3 separate regions of the Mus musculus genome follow, and all the other regions are linked to region 3. A link is a loop called in an ENCODE intact Hi-C map of the cell type or tissue named here. Cell type or tissue: left cerebral cortex. All regions are shown on one strand. Each heading gives the region's core, and the rest is flanking DNA. Links, peaks and the distances in the headings are about the cores only. Region 1 has its middle 14 kb from the start of Tacc1. Region 2 has its middle 21 kb from the start of Tacc1. Region 3 overlaps Tacc1 (transforming, acidic coiled-coil containing protein 1).

Region 1 (6,708 bases), core at 2,931-5,430, 54 kb after region 3:
CCTCCTCTGTCTTCTCAAAGGAAATGAGAAATGTTAGCTGCTGGAAACTCGATAAAACTGTCAAAAGATATCTCCTCCACAGACCATGAAACACAAACCTCCGACTCCCCCTTCTCTACCAACCCTAAACACTCACATACAAGTTTAATTGTAATGACGACAGGGAAGACTTCAGTGTACGTGTCTGGCGCACGCTTATACTTTGCATTTACAGAAAACCACCATGCCTTGGCTCAAACATTGATAACAACCCTTGGACCGCCAGACAAAGTTTTCCACAGCAGCTGAAGGGGGCCAGTGACTCAGCTCTGACTAGTAGGGCCATGCCTCTCTGCTGGTTAGGTTTTTGCCAACTAGATGCAATAGAGAGTCATCTAGGAAGAAGTCAAGTGAGAATTGCCTCCATCAGATTGGCCTGTAGACCACGCTTTGGGCATCTTCTTGATTGACAACTAATGTGGGAGGGCCCAGCCCACTGTGGCAGGTGGGCCTGGGTTGTATATGCAAGCAAACGGAGCAAGCCACAGGGAGCAAGCCAGAAAGCAGCATCCCTCTATGGCTTCTGCCTCAGTTCTGACTCCAGGTTCAAGCTTTAACTTCCTGCCCTGACTTCCCTCAGTGATGGCCTGGAGCCAGTCAACCATATAAACCTTTTTCTCTCCAGTTGTTTTTTTTTTTTTTTTTTTTTTGGTGAGATTTTTTATTGTAGAGATAGAGACCCAATACAAACAGCCGTTAAGAAGAAAACCTCTCTTCAGGGCATGGCACCCTCGCCTTTAATCTTAGCCCTCAGGAGGCAGAGACAGGGATCTCAGAGTTTAAATCCAGCCTGGTCTACAGAATGAGTTCCAGGACAGCCAAGGCTACACAGAGAGACCCTATCTTGAAGAGGGAGAAGGAGGGGAGAGAGAGAGAATATCTCTGTCTTCTGCAGATGGTGAGCAGACCTCCGTCGTGTGGGTGAAGACTGCACTTAGGAGAAAGAGAAAAGGTCACTTAACCAGACAGGTTGGAGAGCACAGCCAGGCCAATCCCCTGAGGCAGGACAGCCCACAGCCCTTGGGGACTGTTCTCTGGATCCCAGCAGCACAGCCCCCTTGGAGGCACACCCTTGTCTAAACTCCCATATCAAGTCCTCAGTCATGAGACAAATCTACCACCCAAACCCTGCTCATCCCCCGGACAAGGCTGAGAGGATGCTCTGCCTAAGGAATTCCCGAAAGGAAGCTTGCTTGACTGGTTGAAAGGAGGTTGTGTCTACAGAGACTGGTGGGTTGATCGGAATTTCAGTACCATGAAGAGACTGGAATGTTACAGGTCCAGGGGGCTAATTTGACTTATCTCGGGTTAAATTCCTTGCCCTCCTCTCTCGTCAGAACTAACATTTTGAAACAGATAAAAAAGCCTCTTTGGAGTCAATCTGTTAACTTAGCAGACCAGCAGCTTCCACGGACCCAAGAGCTAAGAATGTCATCAGATAGCATCCGCCCCATCTCCGTGTACCCTCCTTTTGTGATATACCCACCGGTGTGTTTGAAACTTGCTTAGGCTTATTGCTTTCTTTGTTCTGTAAAACTGTAAAATTTCACGGGACCGTTTCCACGCCGGAACACAGAATTTGGGGTAACAGAGGTCTGTGTCCCCTGACCAAGGTCACTCATAAATGCTCCAGAATAAGCCATGCGTTGTACTCCTTAGAGGTGAGAGCTGTTCGTCAGCTGAAACTTACTGCAGAGAGGACCACTTTGGGTGCCAGGTACGGATCTGAAGGGCGAGGGGTCAATATTTAGGTTCCACTTAAGGCCAAGACTTACAGATAGAATGGATTTGGATCCTGATGAATCAATATTAATGTCTTTGGGGAGACACCCTTGAAACAGTATGACTTTGTAAGCTTGGGAAATACTAAATAATAAATGTGAGCATCTGTTTGAGTCCACAGATAAAAGAATAAGCCACATTCTGCAGATTAATGGCCGTTGTTGTTGGTTTTGACACTGGCTAACGGTTCGTGAGGATCCCCAGGCTTCCGTGTAGAAAACATTTTGTTCTTTGTTTGTGGTGCCAAGGACTGAACAGTAGAGTACTCTGGGAAGCAAGCGCTCTAACCTCTGATCCCAGTCTCTGCATCGAAAGGTTTTTTTTTTTTTTTTTTTTTTTTTTAAGTTTGGAGGCTGGGAAGATGAGATGGCTCAGTGGCTAAGAGTGCTGGCTGCTCTCCCATAGCTCCTTGGTTCAATAGCACACACATGGCCGCTCACGTTGTCCAGTCCCTGGGGATCCTCATCTGGATTCAGAAAGCACTGACACGTGCTACCCATACATGAAGGGATGTAATGTCTATTACAGTGATTGATAGGGATCTGAGAACGGTACCCACAGGAGCAAAGTATTTTTTAAAATAGTTCTCTTTGCTGTCGTTTTGTTTTGTTTTGTTTTGCTTTGCTTTGCTTTGCTTTTTTAAGATTTATTTAGGGGCTGGAGAGATGGCTCAGTGGGTAAGAGCACTCACCGACTGCTCTTTGGAAGGTCCTGAGTTCAAAAGGTCCCAGCAACCACATGGTGGCTCACAACCAACTGTAATGAGATCTGACGCCCTCTTCTGGTGTGTCTGAAGACAGCTACAGTGTACTTATGTATAATAATAAATAAATCTTTGGGCCACTGTGAGCAGGGACTGAGCGACTGGAGTTGACCAGAGTGAGCTGGACCGACTGGAGTGAGAGAGGTTGACCGGAGTGAGCAGAGGTCCTAAATTCAATTCCCAACAACCACATGAAGGCTCATAACAGCTACAGTGTACTCATACTCATAAAATAAATAAACAAATCTTTAAAAATTTATTTATTTATTTATTTATTTATTATATGTAAGTACACTGTAGCTGACTTCAAACACTTCAGAAGAAGGAGTCAGATCTCATGATGGATGGTTGTGAGCCACCATGTGGTTGCTGGGATTTGAACTCAGGACCTCTGGAAGAGCAGTCAGTGCTCTTAACTGCTGAGCCACCTCTCTAGTCCCCATTGCTTTGCTTTTCAAGACAGGGTTTCTCTGTGTAGCCCTGGCTGTTGTCCTGGAACTCACTCTGTAGACCAGGCTGACCTCAAACTCAGATATCCGCCTGCCTCTGCTTCCCAAGTGCGGGATTAAAGGCGTGTGCCATCACTGCCCGGCACTAGTTGACTTTTTGCTGTATTATCTTATGAAATGCCACAAATTCCCTTATTCCTACTGGCTCCTCACGTGTCTCATCATTTATAGTTTAATAACATCAGGAACATTTTTTATGTCCTTTGAACACAGCCTAGACAGCCACCAAGTGGAATGTTGGTGTGTTTGCGTTTTGTTCTAGAGACTGAACTGAGTATCTCTCGCTCTGCCACCAAGTACATCCCTAGCCAGATAATACTTGTTTTTAATTAGATTCTGAACAAATGCAATCTATTCTATGTGCTGCGTATTCATGTATCCCAGGAGGCAGATTTTAGTACTTAGGAAACTCAGCAGGGGATGGGTGTCCTCTAAGAGAGACCTTGAAGCCCTCCCAGACTCCACCTTGTGAGCACACAGGAAAGAGATGGCTCTCTGAACCAGAAGTGGGGTTGGTCCACCCTCAGTCTGTTAGCACAGTCTGTTAGACCTCGGACTACACCCTGGGAAGGATGTTTTCTGTTGTTTATGAAAGGGCTGAGGCAGCTCAAACCGGTTATGAACATAATCCCTGACTGCTAAACTAAGCATGCACCCCAGATCTCACAGGGCCACCCAGGTTTTTACCTGAAAGGAACATTTGTTAAAGATCACTGCACTCAGTGGCCTCAAATTCACCCAGAGACATTCAAGAAATACAGAGAGTTACGAAAGCTTGCACAGCTAAGAGTCACATCTGTTGGGCGCTGGAGAGATGGTTCAGTGGTTAAGAGCACCAACCGCTCTTCCAGAGGTCCTGAGTTCAATTCCCCAGCAACCTCACGGTGGCTTACAGCTCTCTGTAATGAGATCTGCTGCTGCCCTCTTGTGGCCTGCAGGTGTACAAGCAGACAGAGCACCATACACATAATAAATAAATTCATCTTTAAATGTCACACCTATCAGGAAGCTGTGAATGGATGCTGGCAGAACTTTCTCCACCCCACCCCTCACTCCCCTTAAAGGATGCTTAGCATATGTAACAGAAGAGCAACCCCCACCCCCATCTACCTCATCCTAAAAAAGCAAGCTGAATCATTTTACAAGGCAAAGAATCCTTTTCTTCAGGGTTTCTCTCTGTTGTACTGGCTGTCCTGGAATTCCATCTGTAGACCAGGCTGGCCTGGAACTGCCTCTGCCTCCTGAGCCACCTCCAGCCAGCAAGGATTCTTTCCTATACAACGTTCTTTGTTCCAAAAGTTACCGCCCTCCTCCTTGCTCCCTCCCTCCCCCCCCCCGCCACCCCTCCCCCCTGTGCTGAAGAGCAAACACAGGACCTGTGCGTACTAGGCAAGTACCCTGAGCTATATTCCAGACCTTTCTTTTTTGAGACTATGTAGCTCAGGCTAGCCTCAAACTCACCATCTTCCTGTCACCTTTTCCTGAGTGCTGGGATTATAGGTACACATCACTCCATAGAACTTAAAAGTATGTTTTAATAACTGTGATGGTTTGTATATGCTCTGCCCAGGGAGTGGCACTATTAGAAGGTGTGGCCTTGTTGGAGTAGGTGTGTCACTGTGGGTGTGGGCTTAAGATCCTCATCCTAGCTGCCTAGAAGTCAGTATTCTGCTAGCAGCCTGCAGATGAAGATGTAGAACTCTCAGCTCCTCCTGCACCATGCCTGCCTGGACACTGCCATGTTCCCACCTTGATAATAATAGACTAAACCTCTGAACCTGTAAGCCAGCCCCAATTAAATGTTGCCCTTAGAAGAGTTACCTTGGTCATGGTGATTGATCACAGCAGTAAAACCCTAAATAAGGCAATAACTATATAACTATAACTATAAATATATAAAACTATATATATATAACTATATATACATATATATATGTATAGTGTGTGTGTGTGCCTTCATTCTTTTATTCTAAATTTTACAAATGACAGAATTCTGCCAGCCTATGCTATATTCTGCTGATTGAAACAGATCCCAATTCTATAAACAAATAGAGATGTAATTTATAAGCTATCCTGTGTGAAATACATTAATGTAACAGCATTTCCCACACAGAACAATGTGCCCCAAGAAGCTGAGCAGGAAAGGGGAAATCCCGGTGCTCATCCAGGCACAGCCAAGGTATACCCAGGAGCAGGACGACTGGAGCACTTAATTCGGTCAAGGGGAGAAGATACCATCACTGCCCAACTAAGCACCAATATTCATCAAAGGCCCACGCATTAAAGGCTTGGTCACCAGCTGACAGCACTCCTAAGAGGTGACAGGACCTTTAAGAGATAAGTCTTAAAGAAAGAAATCAGGATATTGGGGGGGGGGGGAGGGGGATGCCTTGGAGGAGACAGTGGGAAGACCTTGGTCCTCTGTTGCTTCTCTTTGCTTGCCAGTTGCCCTGAGGTGAATGGGCCACCTCTATCAGGAATTCTGCCAGGTGCCACAGTGCCACGATGGGGCTGGCGTGGACCACAGCTTCTGAAACAACAAGCCAAATAACCAACTTTCTCCCTTAAAGTCTTCTCTCTCTCTCTCTCTCTCTCTCTCTCTCTCTCTCTCTCTAAGACAGGGTTTCTCTGTTTAGCCCTGGCTGTCCTGGAGCTCACTCTGTAGACCAAGCTGACCTCGAACTCAGAATTCTGCCTGCCTCTGCCTCCCGAGTGCTGGGATTAAAGCGTGTGCCACTATTGCCCGGCTCCCTTAAAGTCTTAATCTAACCAGCTGAGAATGAGACCACTACCACAATTTAAAGCTGATTTCGAAGCAAGCTTTAATTACATACTGGCCAGGTGGATGGATGGACTCTGGCCAGGTCCTTGCCTGGGTTTACAGAAAATGGCTACAGGTCACATTTTTCAGGGGCTTAAAAAAAGGCAGACCCCACAATTCACCTAATTTCCCATGAGGTCCAATCACGGACCAGCAAACATCCTGATGTATTTCCTGCCCACATACTTCTCACTCCCACGCAATCAAGCACATTTGGTACAAATTGGTCAAACCAACAGGGCAAACAGAAACTTAATTTTAACTCCAAACAGAACTCTTAACCTACAAGGTATATTTTTCCTGCTTTGGTCTCACAACGGTTGTTTATCTGACTGAGGCAGGAGGATTATCACAAATTCAAGAGCAGCCTGGGCTATGTAGTGAGTTCCAGGATGGCCTGGGCTACAAACCATGAGATCCTGTCTTTAAAAAAAAAAAACAAAAACCAAAAAAAAAATGTTTTTCTGAGGCATTTTGTCATGGCAACAAGAAGCTGACTAGCACATGCATTAAGGCTCATTGTCTTAGCAAAAGTAAATTTACCAATGCTAGGGAAACCCACAGTAAGAGCGTAAGGGAGCCTCTTGCTATTGATGAACGGTGGCTCTACAGTGACAGAGAACCAACAAGCCCTGCTCTTATCTTTTCCAAAATACTTTTTAACATCTGGAATCAACTCATCTGCAGTTTCTTCCAAAACTTGTAACCTGTACTTCCCCACAGAAGTCAGCTCTGGCCACAGAGTCTTATCGGTTGGGTCCCATCTGCCTGACAATATTGTCACTGGAATGCAT
Region 2 (6,708 bases), core at 858-3,357, 60 kb after region 3:
CAGATGAGCAGTGGGCATTTAATGTCAGGACAAAGGTTGGCTTTGCCACTTCACTTTGTATCTGTCTTCTTTACCACCTTGCACTTTGGGTCAGATCCCTGCTCAATGCTACACGTAGGTATGCTAACCACTTAAGGACTATCTGTCTAAAAACTGGTAAAACAAGGCTGAGTAAACCCCAGCTTACCTGACCTATCTCACATCCCTTCGAAGGCTGAAGAACCACTAACATATTTCTGAGAGACTGCCAAAGCACCGGCTCATATAATGTCTTGTTCCAGACCTGTGAAGCGGTGTCTACATGTCACCAGTCATTGCTGTGACCTTCCAGGAACAGCAAAGCCTCGAAGGCAGATCACCCCGTGACTAAGCTACCCCCAACACCAACAGGGAGCAATTATTTCAGGTTGGAAACTGAAGTTGCCCACTAAAGTGGAAACACTTTGTTTGATGTTTCCTATCATCTCACCATAGGAAACAGATTGCCCCCTTCTCTAGACCCAACTAGCAGAACCAGAACAAGAGACCACTCAGCCAAATCCTGTTTGACCAAGACTGTGTAAGTGATTAAACTCTCACCCTTGCCCCAGCCCCTTCTCTTGCACACGAGGTATATACTCCACCCCAAGACAGGGCTAAGATGCAGCCTTGCTCACACCACCTGGTAGTTAGAATGAGAATGGCCTCCACAGGCTCATATAGTTGGGCATGTAGTCCCCAGTGGGTGGAACCATTTGGGAAGGATTTAGGAGGTGTGGCCTCGTTGAAGAACATTTGTCACTGAGGGCGGGGCTTTGAGGTTTCAAAACACTCAAGACAGTCCCAATGGTCCCTCTTTGCTCCCTACTTACAGATCAAGATGTGCATGCTTAGCTACGGCTCTAGTCCCGTGCCTGCCTGTCTCTTGCCATGCTCCCTGCCATGATGGTCAAGGACTCACCCTCTGAAACTATAAGCCCCTGTGGTGGTTTGAATAAAGATGGATCCCATAGGCTCCTGTGTTTGAATGCTTAGTCATTGGTGCTGCTTAAGGAGGGTTAGGAGATGTGGCCTTGTTGGAGTATATGTGGCTTAGTTGGAGGAAGTGTGTCACTGGGGGTGGGCTTCAAAAGCTCAAGACAGTCCCAAGGTCCCCCTCCTCCCTTCCTGCTGCCTGCAGATCCAGATGTAGACCCCTCAGCTACTTCTCCAGCACCATGTTTCCTGCCACGATGATAATGGACTAAACATCTGAAACTATAAACCAGCCCCAGTTAAATGCTTTCTTTGATAAGAATTGCCATGGCCACAGAGTCTCTTCCCAGTGACAGGCCATTAACTAAGTGTCTTATCTCGGCAATAGACAAGCAACCAAGGCACAGCCACAGAGATTACATCCCCCTCCTGTCTTTTGGCCTTACTTTCCCCCTTTCTGCACAAATGGCTGCATTCAAGTGTTGGGGCTCTCTGAAGTGAGGTGGTATGTGGCCAAGGACTCCAGTAACAATAGTAATCTAAATTTTTAAATGACAGTATAGGAGACAGCCTTTTCCTCAGACTTCAGCTGATACCGAGTTCCATTCACCTTTTAAACCTTTGCTAATGTGTAGAGGTGATTTGTCCCTATCAATGCCCGAGTATGAACAATTATTTATAAGGCTGAGTGTTTTCATGCATTTACGAAACCAACCTGTCCTCCTTTCTCCCTCCCTCCCTCCCTCCCTCCCTCCCTCCCTCCCTCCCTCCCTGTCTTCCTGGTCACTCATCTCTCGCTTGTCTATGCCCTCTTGTTGGAAATGGAAGATTTAACTCCTTAGCTTGAAATCTGCAGTAGTAAGCTATGATCCCTGCATCACCAGCCCCCAGGACATTAGGAATCACATGTTGCTATAGAGTGGGAAGCCTGGGGTGGCCCTACCATCCACAATATGACAAACCCTGAAGAGTGATGCCCAGGGGGTGACTGGGAGGGGGAAAGTGAGCGGGATATAAAATGAATAAGTAAAAAATTAAAGAAAGAGTGATGTTCATTCAGAAATAGCTTAGTTTCACTTTTCTCAATAATATTGCGCGCACTCTCTCTCTCTCAAACACACACACACACATACACCTCCATATATCCCTATCTTTTGGCTCTTTTGGGGTATAGTTTGGATCTACTGGTTAAAACAAATGCTTCCATTTGAAAATGAGTTCTCCATATTTTCTCTAGCTAACTGCAAAGTGATACTCTTTTCTATTTTAACTATTTTTCACATCTCCCTTTTGTTGTACAAAGAAATGGCTTTCACCGTGTCTTTTTCTTTTCTCTTCCCCCCTTTTAAGATTTATTATGTAGTGTTCTGACTGTATATCTGCCTGCAGGCCAGAAGAGGGCGCCAGATCTCCTTATAGATGGTTGTGAGCCACCATGTGGTTCCTGGGAATTGAACTCAGGTCCTCTGGAAGATCAGTGAGAACTCTTAGCCACTGAGCCATCTCTCTGGCCCTCACCATGCCATTTTCATACATTATATTCCACTCTTGTCTACACCCCAGCACTCCTCCTCTTCCTGATCCTCTTTCCGCACTGAACAACGTTCCCTTCTGCTCCATGACACCTGCCTCCCATCAGCTTCTTTTCTCCCCACTCCTCTCTGAGCATGGCTTCCTCTCTACTTCCCACTCCTTCTTGTTTTGAGACAGTGTCTCATTAGGGAAACCTGGCTGGCATAGAGCTTGCAACAATCCTCCTGCCTCTGTCTCTTGAGTGCTAGGAACCACTATGCCTAGCTTTTGCTTTCATATATGAATATATATACACAAATATACATATCTAGGTCAAGATTCCATATGTCAGAGAAGGTAATACTTGTCTTCGGTTTGCGTCTAGCTCATTTCACTTAACATAATAATACCTACTTTCCCACAGATATCGGCTTACAGATATCACTTACAGCTGGAGAAACTTCCACTGTGCACAGATACCTACTGAAGCCTCACCATTCCGTGGATGGACAGGCTGTGTCCATGCCTTGGCCACTGTGAATAATACAACAACAAATAAGCATGCAAGCATCTCTGTGGTGTGCTGACTTATTCTCCTTCGAGTGTGTGCCCAGGAGCCGTAGATTTTAAAGGGACATTTCCTCTTCTTGAGGATCGACTGATTTCCATTCTGACTTTATTTACTTATTTAATTTTTAAATTTAACTTTATTTTATATGTATCAGCATGGGGGACTCAGATCCCCTGGAACTGGTGTTACAGACAGTTGTGAGCTGCACATGCGGTTGCTGGGAATTAAGCCTGGATCCTCTAAAAAGAGCAGCCAGTGAGTGCTCTTAACTGCTGAGCCATCTCTCCAGCTTCCATTCGGATTTTAATGAGATGGAATCTCAATATAGTTTAGCTTGCGGCTCCCTGAAAGCTAAGGATGTTGAACAGTTTTTCAAATATTTATTGGTCATTTTTATTTCTTCCTTTGAGAACTGCCTTCATCCCATTGGCTATTTACTGGCTATTTATTGGATGATTTGGGGGTTGTATTTAATTGGGAGGTTCTTTATAGATTTTATATATTAATCTCCTATCTGACCTATAACTAGCAAAGATACGCTCCCCACCCCCCAATCTTTAATCAGTTCTATGATTCCTTTTTTTATTTTTTTGTCTACAAGTGTGATCATTTGAATATGCTCGGCCTAGGGAGTGGCACTATTAGAGGGTGTGGCCCTGTTGGAGTAGGTGTAGCCTTGTTGGATTAGGTGTGTCACTGTGGCTTTAAGACCCTCATCCTAGCTGCCTGGAAGCTAGTATTCTGCTAGCCTTCAGATGAAGATGTAGAACTCTCAGCTCCTCCTGCACCATGCCTGCCTGGATGCTTCCATGTTCCCACCTTGATGGTAATAGACTGACCCTCTGAACCTGTAAGCCAGCTCTAATTAAATATTGTCCTTAGAAGAGTTGCCTTGATCACGGTGTCTGCTCATAGCAGTAAAACCCTCACTTAGACAACTTAGAGTCTAGGGATCATTTCCTGTGGGGCTGGGGTCTTCTTTTTGGAAAGTCCTTGCGTAGGCCTTGATCCTGAAGAGTTTGAAGACTATGTCTTCCTCAGGTCGTTTAGCCTTGAAGGCTCGTGGCACATCTTGAGTTTATCTTTGTTTGGGATGAGAGCTGTAGATGCGCTTTCTTTCCTTTGCACGTGGTTGTCACTGTCCCAGCGCCATCTGTACAGCTGAGCTCTCTCGGCAGGGCATTTGTCTTCAGCTTGCACACTAGAGACAGAAGCTTTCACCACGCCAAGTGCATTGCTTTGTGCCCCGCCTGTCTACGGACTGCACACCACTGGCTGCTTCCCTCTCAGTAAAACTCTCAAGCCCAGAGCATGGCACACCCCAGAGGCTCAGCAGACTGATCGTGGCTATGAGAGGTTTCTCTGATTTTTGTCTTCTTGAACACCATTTTCTCCACCCACAATCCACATTTCAATTTGGAACTTATGCTTTCCTGTGCTGGGTCCAACTCCAGCTTTCCAGGGTGTGAATGTGACTCACAGCTGACTCAAAATTCTCTCCCACCCCTATCCCTCTTTTCTCCTGCCCCCAAACCATATTAGACCCATCGAGCATGTGGGACCCACATCTAACCCAACTGCCGTGCCTTGACAGCCTTTTAACATTTCAACTGTGTTTACCAGAACCTGTTTAGTAGATCAAACCCAGGGCAGGATTCCAGACCTAAGTCAGCATCCCCAGGGTGGAAGATGTGCTCAAGGCTGCCCACCCACACCCTCCCAGGAGAAAAAGCCCTCTGAGATGGAAGCAGGGTACCCAGCAGGAATCCCAGGCAAGGAGCTAAGTTTGGGGGTTTCATACGCAGAAACCTGACTCTGCAGTGTGTTAGCGATAAACAAATTGGGCATTTTCATTAGTCCCTGGTCTCTAAATGTATTTCATCCCTCTATTGGAGATGCTGGGTTAAACGTCTATGATAAGCCCTGGTAGGAACATTTCCCAGCTTGGTGGCGCCAGAAATATGTACACAGATGGTGTGAACCATTCCTCAGCTTCATTCCACAGCTCCTGGTACATCTGTGTGGCCAAATGCTGCTGCCTCTGTGGTCCCAGAATTCACTCCTGCCTACCCATACAAGGACCAAATTGAAATTTTTTTCCCTAAGTCTTTCTTCTTTGCTGGAATTTTTCCTCTGCTCCCATTAAAATACTGATTTCTGTGCCCCTACCCCCACCCCCCAAGCAAGATACTCAGGATCATTTTATCACCTGCCCTCACACTTTAGAGTCAACCATTCAATATCTCCCATCAAGTGGCGTTCAGGGTGGACGGGGCACCCCAAGGGAGCTGCTTATTCGTTCTGAAGCTGACAGCGGAGTGCAAAGGAGTGATTCATTTTATGTAACACAGGGCTCTGAAGGTGGAAGAAACTCAGCTGTGACCAAAAAAGGAAGCAGCGTGATTCAGCTTCCATGGGTGGGGGTGGCGGGTGAGGAGGGGGCGCACTCGCCGAGAGGGAGGAAGGAAGGCGGGCATATCCAGTAGTGGCAACAGGGCAGGCGGTGAGGGAGAAAGGAGAGCTAAAATCTTACCCAGCTGCTACCTTCAGAAACCAGTGAAGCTATCGCCCTTGGAGAGGAACTTCCAAAAGATTCCTCCCTGATTGTGAAGTCCTTGAGAAGTCGTGGCTTGGAAACTGTCACCTAGAGTATTTTTACAGAAACAAGATAACCACAACAGGGCTCTGCGGCTTGACCGAGGGGGGGGTGGGGGTGGGGACACTGTTTTCTGATCTCTCAAGGTGTCAAATTGTTACTGCTCTTTGGAAGGTTTATTGGAAAGTCCGGCTGGAAGTACAGGACATGTACACACAGACACACACACACACACAGACACACACACACACACTTCCCCCTCACATAATACTATAGAATCACAGATTAAACTCACTACACACAATCCACATATAGTCTCATGTATACATACCACAATTGCATATAGTCACACATACACACACCTCTCCTATACAGATATATAGACATACATACACATACACATATTTATATATATATATACACACACACATATATATGCCATAGAGCTATACATACTCCAATCTCCCACACAAATAAATGTCCCCACAAAGTCACACACAAGCCACTCCCACAAACCCCAAGTACCACCCACACACTCACCCACACACTTTCCCACACACCCACACACTCACCCCCACACCACCCCCACACTCACCCCCACACCCCCACACTCACCCCCACACCACCCAACCACCCACACACTCACTCACACACTCACCCCCACACTCACCCCCACACTCCTCAAGCATCAAGCACACTAGTTCTGGTGTAGGAGTTTGGACTCAAAGGAAAGAGTTTACAAAGGGTAAGAAAACAACATTTCCGTTAAAACAAAATAAACCATAAACTAGGCCAAAAGAAAAACATAAGGAGAAACTAAAAATGTATTTAAAAAATGTTGGATGAGCCAGTCAAGTGGATGTTATAGTGTTATAGCCCTGAAGATGAAAAAGCCAATCTCCTTCCTCCCCCCCCCCCCCCCCGTTTCTTTTAAACGGGGTCTTAGTATGGCGCTCATGCTGGCTTTGAATTCCTAAGCTCCTTGTTAAACAGGGTACCTGGGACTCTGGGAACCCATTCATCCCTCTTGGTGGAGAATGGCTATCCTCCGAAGGGGGGCATAGCAGTCTCCCTG
Region 3 (6,708 bases), core at 1,354-3,853:
CTGTTTCAAAATAAGAGCCTACATTTCTTTCTGTAACTACGCTCCTCCCCAGAGGGTCTTATCTGGATATGCCTCAGGGGAAAAGCGGCAGAATGTAGAGAACACATGCATGAGTCCGTCTGTAACTAAAAGGGAGTTCGGAGCCCCAAGTGTTAGTGACGATGACTCAGACTGCCCCCTTCAGTAAAACTGCTGATACTGAAAACTTAAAACATTAACTAGGTCATAAAAACATCAAACAGGAGCTGGGAAGATAAACCCACACAGTTGCCACAAAATTAGAAATGTCACAAACTTGGGAAAAGCAAAGACGACGACGACAGCTAGATGAACTCAGGCTGTAGAAGCACAAGCCAGACCCAGCAGCAGCTCTAACGGGAGCTGGCAGCCAGGTCGCAGGGCAGAGCTGTCTTGTGACTCCCTCTCCACCAGCCAGGCCGCAGCAGCAGCAGCAGCAGCAGCAGCGGCAGCGCAGCGGCGAAGCGGGGACGATGGCAGCAGCAGGCATGTGCTTTGAAACAATTACTTCTCTCTGCAAAGGGGGGTGGGGGGCATTATTTCTGGATAAGGCAAGATAATGTGGTCACGACAGAAGCAGCCAGACTCGGATCTGCACAGCTCACGGGACGGCTCTCAGTCGGTCTTTCCCAGCTTTGCGATCAACTCGTCACAGATTTTTGTCAGCTCCTCAATCTCTTGATTCTGAAAGACAGAAGATGGTGATTTGCTTTGTGTTCTGAGAGAAGAAGCCAGTGGCTAGACCCTCCGGAGCATCCTACTGGCTCTCCACTTCTCTGTATCACAGTCTTTATAGAAAAGAAAGCCAAATGCCACCCACCCATCAAAGTGTGCCTGTGTTCACACAGTACTATGCTAAAACTTAGCTGAGGGTGCAAGAGCCACCAATTCTCTTGAACCTTGCCCGTAAACCTTAGGTCCCAGGTTCTCTGGTTGTGTGAGGGTCACTTGCTAGAACACAAGTGTGCGGGTTTCACTTAATCTGCCAGCAGCTTCAGGGACTGGGATTCCAGAGTCTGAGTCAGGGCTACCAGACACAAGCTGTAACTCAGGGCATCACTGGATGAATGCACACAGGCAGCACAGCAGGTCACACCCTGAAAACTGCTGATCAGAGGGAAACACAACTGGTGTCACAGAACCTCCGTGACAGTGTGGGGTCAGTGAGAGGACCTCGGAGCAGCTGCTCATCCTTCACCCAGGGTGAGTGTTGTCACAAATACCCTGAGGAAGTAAGACTCAGAACTGAAAAGCATCTTGGGATGGGAGGTTAAGAGTGAATGCACACCAATAAGCCCAGTACATGAGGGGCAGGTGTGAGAGGCAGTTGTCAGTCTGGGACACTTAGCACCTCCCTCCAGAAAGCTCTCCCAACACAGCCTGGGCAAGAGCCTTCTCATGCTGCCTTCCACATGAAATGCCCTTAGTTGCCTCTGTTTTGCTGGCATGTCTGATGGCGAGCAGCCAGTCTTGAGCCTGCTGACATTATCTCTGCTTATCAGCATCAATTATGTTGGGCTCTGATTTGATTTGGGCTGTCCCGTCCTCGATAGGATGGCCTGGCAGTGTTTCTGGCCTCTACCCACTTAGAGGCTCCTAGCATCTCCCAATTACAACCGCCAAATTAGTCTCTAGGCATGGCCTCGTGTCCCTGGAAGGCAGCTCTGCTCTGAAAGCTGAGGGACCACAGCAGTGAAAGGAAAGGTGCTTCGCTTGCTGCGCAAAAGCACACAGCGAGAATGAAAGGCAGCTGTGGGACCCAGACCACGTGTCCAAGCCCCTGGACTCCTGGCTAAAACACCGTGTTTGCCTTCTGAAACCTAGCAGTGGCTGAGGACTCCTGCTACTCTTGGTTAATAATGTGATGTGTGTCCCGAGAATCACTTCATAAGGGAGCCAGCCTGCAGCAACTGAGTAAAAAGATCAAAGCCACCTTCCTTGCTCCAGATCTGTGACAAGCTAGGTCTACCAAGGACTGACAGGAGCCAGAGTGGAGGAGGGCAGCCAGATGTCCCTGTGTCAGCGACAGGAGCCCCTCCATGACAGACCCCTCCATACCTTCTGCTGAAGAGCCCTCTCCAGGGACTCCACCTTCATCTGCTCCTTCCGGAGTCCGGCATGGAGAGCGGCACTCTCAGCCTTCGCCTTGGAGCGAACCTGAGCAATCTCCTCGTTGGCTCTGTGATGGTGTTTTGGGTTCGTTTGGGAGAAGAGATAAAAAAGGACACAGATTAGCGACCAGGGACAGACAGAGAGGCAGGAAGACGGGATGCCAACTGCTGACTTTCACAAAACATAGACTCGGGGCTGGAGAGATGACTCAGTGGTTAAGAAGAGCACTGGCTGCTCTTCCAGAGGTCCCGAGCAACCACAAGGTGGCTCACAACCATCTATAATGGGAGCTGATGCTCTCTTCCGGCATGCAGGCAGAGCATGCATATATTTAAATAAATAAATAAATAAGTAAATAAATAAATTTCTATACAGACTCAAATGAACTGACTGCGTGATCAGAGGAAACCAGGAACCAGTGACCTACAAAATGCAATTTATATGAAACCACTAAGCACTTTTCCATGGGACATCCTGGCGGCAGAAATCAATATTCTTCAAGTTTTGTGTTTCATGCGGAAAATGAATTAGGTAATTTCATAACAATCCTAGTTTTTAAAGGAGTCGTCCAACAGACTTCCTTTCCAAGTAAACGGTGCATGAAGGCCACTCTACAGCAAAGCACCTGCCCGTGGCAGTCTGACCTTTGTATTAGAGTGACAGGCTCTCATGTGGAATAATCCCAGGTTTTCCCACTGTCAACTGTTGCCCTACCGATGTCTGTGAGTTATTGACCTCAGAAGTGTCTTTATCAATGAGATCAGAGAGGAAGCAGGTCACTTAATAAACATCTGGCTAATCCACAAAGCTGCCACAACCTCACCAGCAAGGAGACATAAAAATTAATGTGCTAAGCACTTTGGGTGGCGTGATGTGTGCAGGGTGGGGTGGGGGGAGGGGAAGATGACTGAAGCCAGGATCTTGTGCCTGCTGAGTGGGTGGCCTATCGCTGAGCTGTGCGTGGTCAAAAGTACAGTATGGTCTTGTCCTAAGAACTCAAAGAACAACAGAACCACGACAAAACAGGGAAGGAGGGGAAGCACAAAGTGGGAATGAAGAAAACCCAAAATATACATATCTCAGGACACAGTAATTCCATCTTTTGCTAACTCTGCACAGAAATAACCTGCTAATGTGTCTGCTTTCAACATGGAGAGTCTGAGCCAGTCTAAATGCTCATCAGTAAAGAAAGACAGTCGCAGTCAGAGTTGGCTCAGTGTTTAAGAGTACTGGCTGCTCTGACAAAGGACCCAGGCTCCACATGGTGGCTCACCCTCTTCTGGCCTCCATGGGCATCAGGCATGCAGGTGATGCAGACATACATGCAGACAAAATACTCACACGCATGATATAAAAATAAATGAAATGTTTTCTAAAAAGATCCTACGGTCTAATAATGGAATTAGACCGAGCTGTGTGTTCTGACATGGAAAATGGTTCTAATATGCCATTACATGACAAGGAAAATGTGTAGGCTATTTTGATGTATATCTCAAAGCAACAACAATAGGAAGATACCATCTTTGTAGCTTGTAAAGCACAAACACAACAGAAGGACACACAACAACGAAATCCTTAATGAGGCCATAAGAGAGTGTAGAGGAGAGACATTTTTGAAGCTAGAAGTACGGACCACAGAATGCACCAACTGTACTACTTTGTAGTTAGAAACTAGGGTGGAAGCTGACGATCATGGCACTTGTCCCTTGGTCCCAGCAGAGGCAGGGGGATCTCTGAGTTTGAGAGGAGTTCCAGGCAAGTCAGGAGTACACAGTGAGATTTCATCTTTTAAAAAGAGCTTGTCTTAATCCCAGCACATGGGAGGCAGTGACAGGTCGATTTCTGAAGCCAGCCTGGACTACAGAGTGAGTTCCAGGACAGCCAGGGCTATACAGAGAAACCCTGTGTCAAAAAACCAAAAACACCATTCTCTGGGGTAAATTCCAAAATGTATTAGTGGACTTCAGGACTGAAAGTCCTAAGAGTGTTAGAAGGGAAATGGGAAGAAAATTCTCTCTACCTGGAACGCTGTCATAGGGAATCCAGAAACTGCAAACAAAGTGACTCTTGTCACCTTTGAATATATGGTGTCACATGCCATTAAGTTTAGCACCCAGGAGGCCGAGGCAAGTTCAAGGTCCACCTGAACTATAGGGGGAGACCCTGACTCAAAAACCCTGAAGTAAGTCATCTTCCTGCCATCACAGCACACTGCAAAGCTGAGGAGAGAGCGCTAAGGCAGAGCTCTTTGTCAAGTATGTGCCAACTCTGGGTTCAATCCCACAACAGTAAAAACAAAACAAAGATTTACTCTCTTCTTCATAGACAGGGTCAACACACACACATACACACAAATATTAAGTTGGAAATTGAATTACAATTTGCAATGAAAGCCAGTGCCCCTCATATGTGACACACTAAGTTACAACAGGAAGGGCAAAGAAGAGTCAATCATGATAGAGCAGGTGTTTAAATAGACAACCACTGAAACACATGCAATTTTACTACGATAACGTAAAGTAAACTCCTCCCAATAGAGTAAATGCTACGTTGCCAAACCCCACAGAAAGCTCCACTTTCACCGAGTACACGGACCATCACCTACACATTGAGCTATTGGCAGAGCTTTAGGGAAAAAACTCACGAGGGAGGGGTAAGCTGATGTACATCTAATGTCTAACTATTGTAACTCCACTGTTCACTGGTCCCCAGTTCCTCATCTATTCTCATGAAGACATAAAAGGGCAGTCTACAGCTCTACTCCCTACAGCACTTCTGCACCAGGACAAGTTTAGTAACCACAATTACTAAAGAGGCTGCCTTAATGGATTCCTTCCAACAAAGAAACTCCAGGGGGAGGTCCTCACGAACATGGAGAGATAAACGAAGGGCGTTAGCATGTGTGTCTGAAGAAAGACACAGAATACCAACACGGGCGAGCAGAGGGTTCAGAGGTAAGGGAACATACACAGAACCATACTCTGTAATGGTTTATCCATGCACAGAAATAAAATCACACATCCACAAAACCCTCGAGGTTGTAAACCAAGGAGACAGAAGGCAAAAGGACTAAGTACGCAACTTTGTAGATCCAAGTGTCTGCCCACACCCGCAGCAGTGAGCAAGCGGAACGCACTGACCTGTCCAGCTTTTCCTCTGCGTGAACCTTCAGGGCCTGGTATCGCTGCTCTTCCTGCTTGACTCTGGCTAAGTAGTCCTGAGCACACTTTTTCAAGGCTTCTTCATTCTGTGCCAATGTGAAAGTTCAAAACAGACGTGCATGGCTCTTTGTTTCTCCTGCACAATGTATCCCAAGGTTGGGTTTTTTCCTTATTTTTTTCTTCCTGTTTTTGTTTTGTTTTGCTTTGCTTTTTGTTTGTTTGTTTGTTTGTTTGTTTTTGAGAGAAAGTCTGCTCCATTGGGATGTATTTAATTCATAATCCACGGCAATTTCAACAGCTTATGCAACCCCACTGAAGAAAGCCTACATAGGTTCTCCATGCACTAATGTGCATGGATTGATGCAGCAGTCTTCACCTTCCTAATGCAGCTTCTCTCTCAGTCCTGCATTCGATGATTGGCCAGGCCATCCATCTATCATCCATCCTGTCTGTCTGTCTGCCTATGTATGTATGTATGTGTGTGTGTGTATATATACATATACATACATATATATATATATATGTATATATATATATATATATGTATATATACATCCCTCTATATATCTCTCTATGTATGTATGTATGTATGTATGTATGTACTTATCTATGTATCTATCTATCCATCAATCCATCCATCCATCTTTGGTTTTCTTGTTATGCAGCCCAGACTGGCCTTGGCTTTGCAATTCTTCTGCCTCAGCTTCCTGAATGTTAGGCCTACAAGCCCGAGCCATCAGTCATACAGCCTTTTTCACGTACAGGGCCCTGAAGGCCCTGTGTAACACCTGCCAGGAAGAGAATTCTGAAACACTTTTGACTGACAGTACACAACTGAAAGACCCCACCTCATTTCTTCTGTAGTGCATGGCTTAGACTTCTTTTCAGTGAACTAAGAAAAGGTCTCTTCTGCTTTCACTAACACCTAAAGGTGAATGATCAAAACAACAAGCCCAACAATGCAGAGGCACTCAGAGAAGGCCACCACCGCTTGACTGATGCCAAGAAGCTATACTGCTGCCTAGGGGACTTGGACGGAAAGGATGCCTACCTTCTTGAATCCTTCTAGCACGCCTTTCAGGTTTTCGTATCTCCTGAAGAGATCAGAAAGGGACCTCTCCACAGAGTTCAGGTCCGCCAGCGCCTGCTCCTTCTCCATGGTCAGCTGCTGGAAACTCTTCTGAGAACTCATGCTTGTCCTCTGCTCGTCCTCTGGAATCACAAGTCAGAGGGGACAGTATCAACACTGACTCAGGTGTGCCTGGCATGGCCGAGGTGTCCCCACTCTTGAGAGCACACATTCTAGTGAGAGGATATACACAGTGGCAAGGGACGGAGAAGCAAGCAGGGTGTGGGAGGTGGGGACAAGAGCTGCAGTTCTCAGAGTGGCCTCCTCTGGAGCAGATACCCAGGAAGA

Evidence for each region. A loop is a pair of places that touch in the nucleus more often than their neighbours do. Peaks named below come from ENCODE experiments on the same cell type or tissue, not always from the same donor. Only the 100,000 strongest peaks of a DNase experiment are listed, where the experiment ranks them.
Region 1: it touches region 3 in a loop (2.4-fold over the local background); 12 of 42 quality-filtered maps call a loop at or near these places.
Region 2: it touches region 3 in a loop (2.8-fold over the local background); 12 of 42 quality-filtered maps call a loop at or near these places.

The regions. Positions count from the first base shown.
Region 1 is chr8:25,211,972-25,218,679 of GRCm38, forward strand. It overlaps a transcript of Tacc1 not described here. Among named protein-coding and RNA genes, the nearest start is that of Tacc1, 14 kb to the left of the region's middle. In left cerebral cortex, for the core only: a CTCF peak has its summit at 4,020 (motif pointing left); a DNase peak (open chromatin) is centred at 4,123.
Region 2 is chr8:25,219,596-25,226,303 of GRCm38, forward strand. It overlaps a transcript of Tacc1 not described here. Among named protein-coding and RNA genes, the nearest start is that of Tacc1, 21 kb to the left of the region's middle. In left cerebral cortex, for the core only: a CTCF peak has its summit at 2,341 (motif pointing right); a DNase peak (open chromatin) is centred at 2,567; H3K27ac peaks cover 1,094 bases.
Region 3 is chr8:25,159,119-25,165,826 of GRCm38, forward strand. It overlaps Tacc1 (transforming, acidic coiled-coil containing protein 1), which reads right to left. Exons shown (of 13, transcript NM_177089.5): 10 at 6,343-6,503; 11 at 5,271-5,377; 12 at 2,077-2,197; 13 at 1-702. The coding sequence ends at 634. It overlaps Mir8108 (microRNA 8108), which reads right to left and starts at 115; the gene lies at 7-115. In left cerebral cortex, for the core only: a CTCF peak has its summit at 2,374 (motif pointing right); DNase peaks (open chromatin) are centred at 1,432, 2,324 and 3,203; H3K27ac peaks cover 835 bases.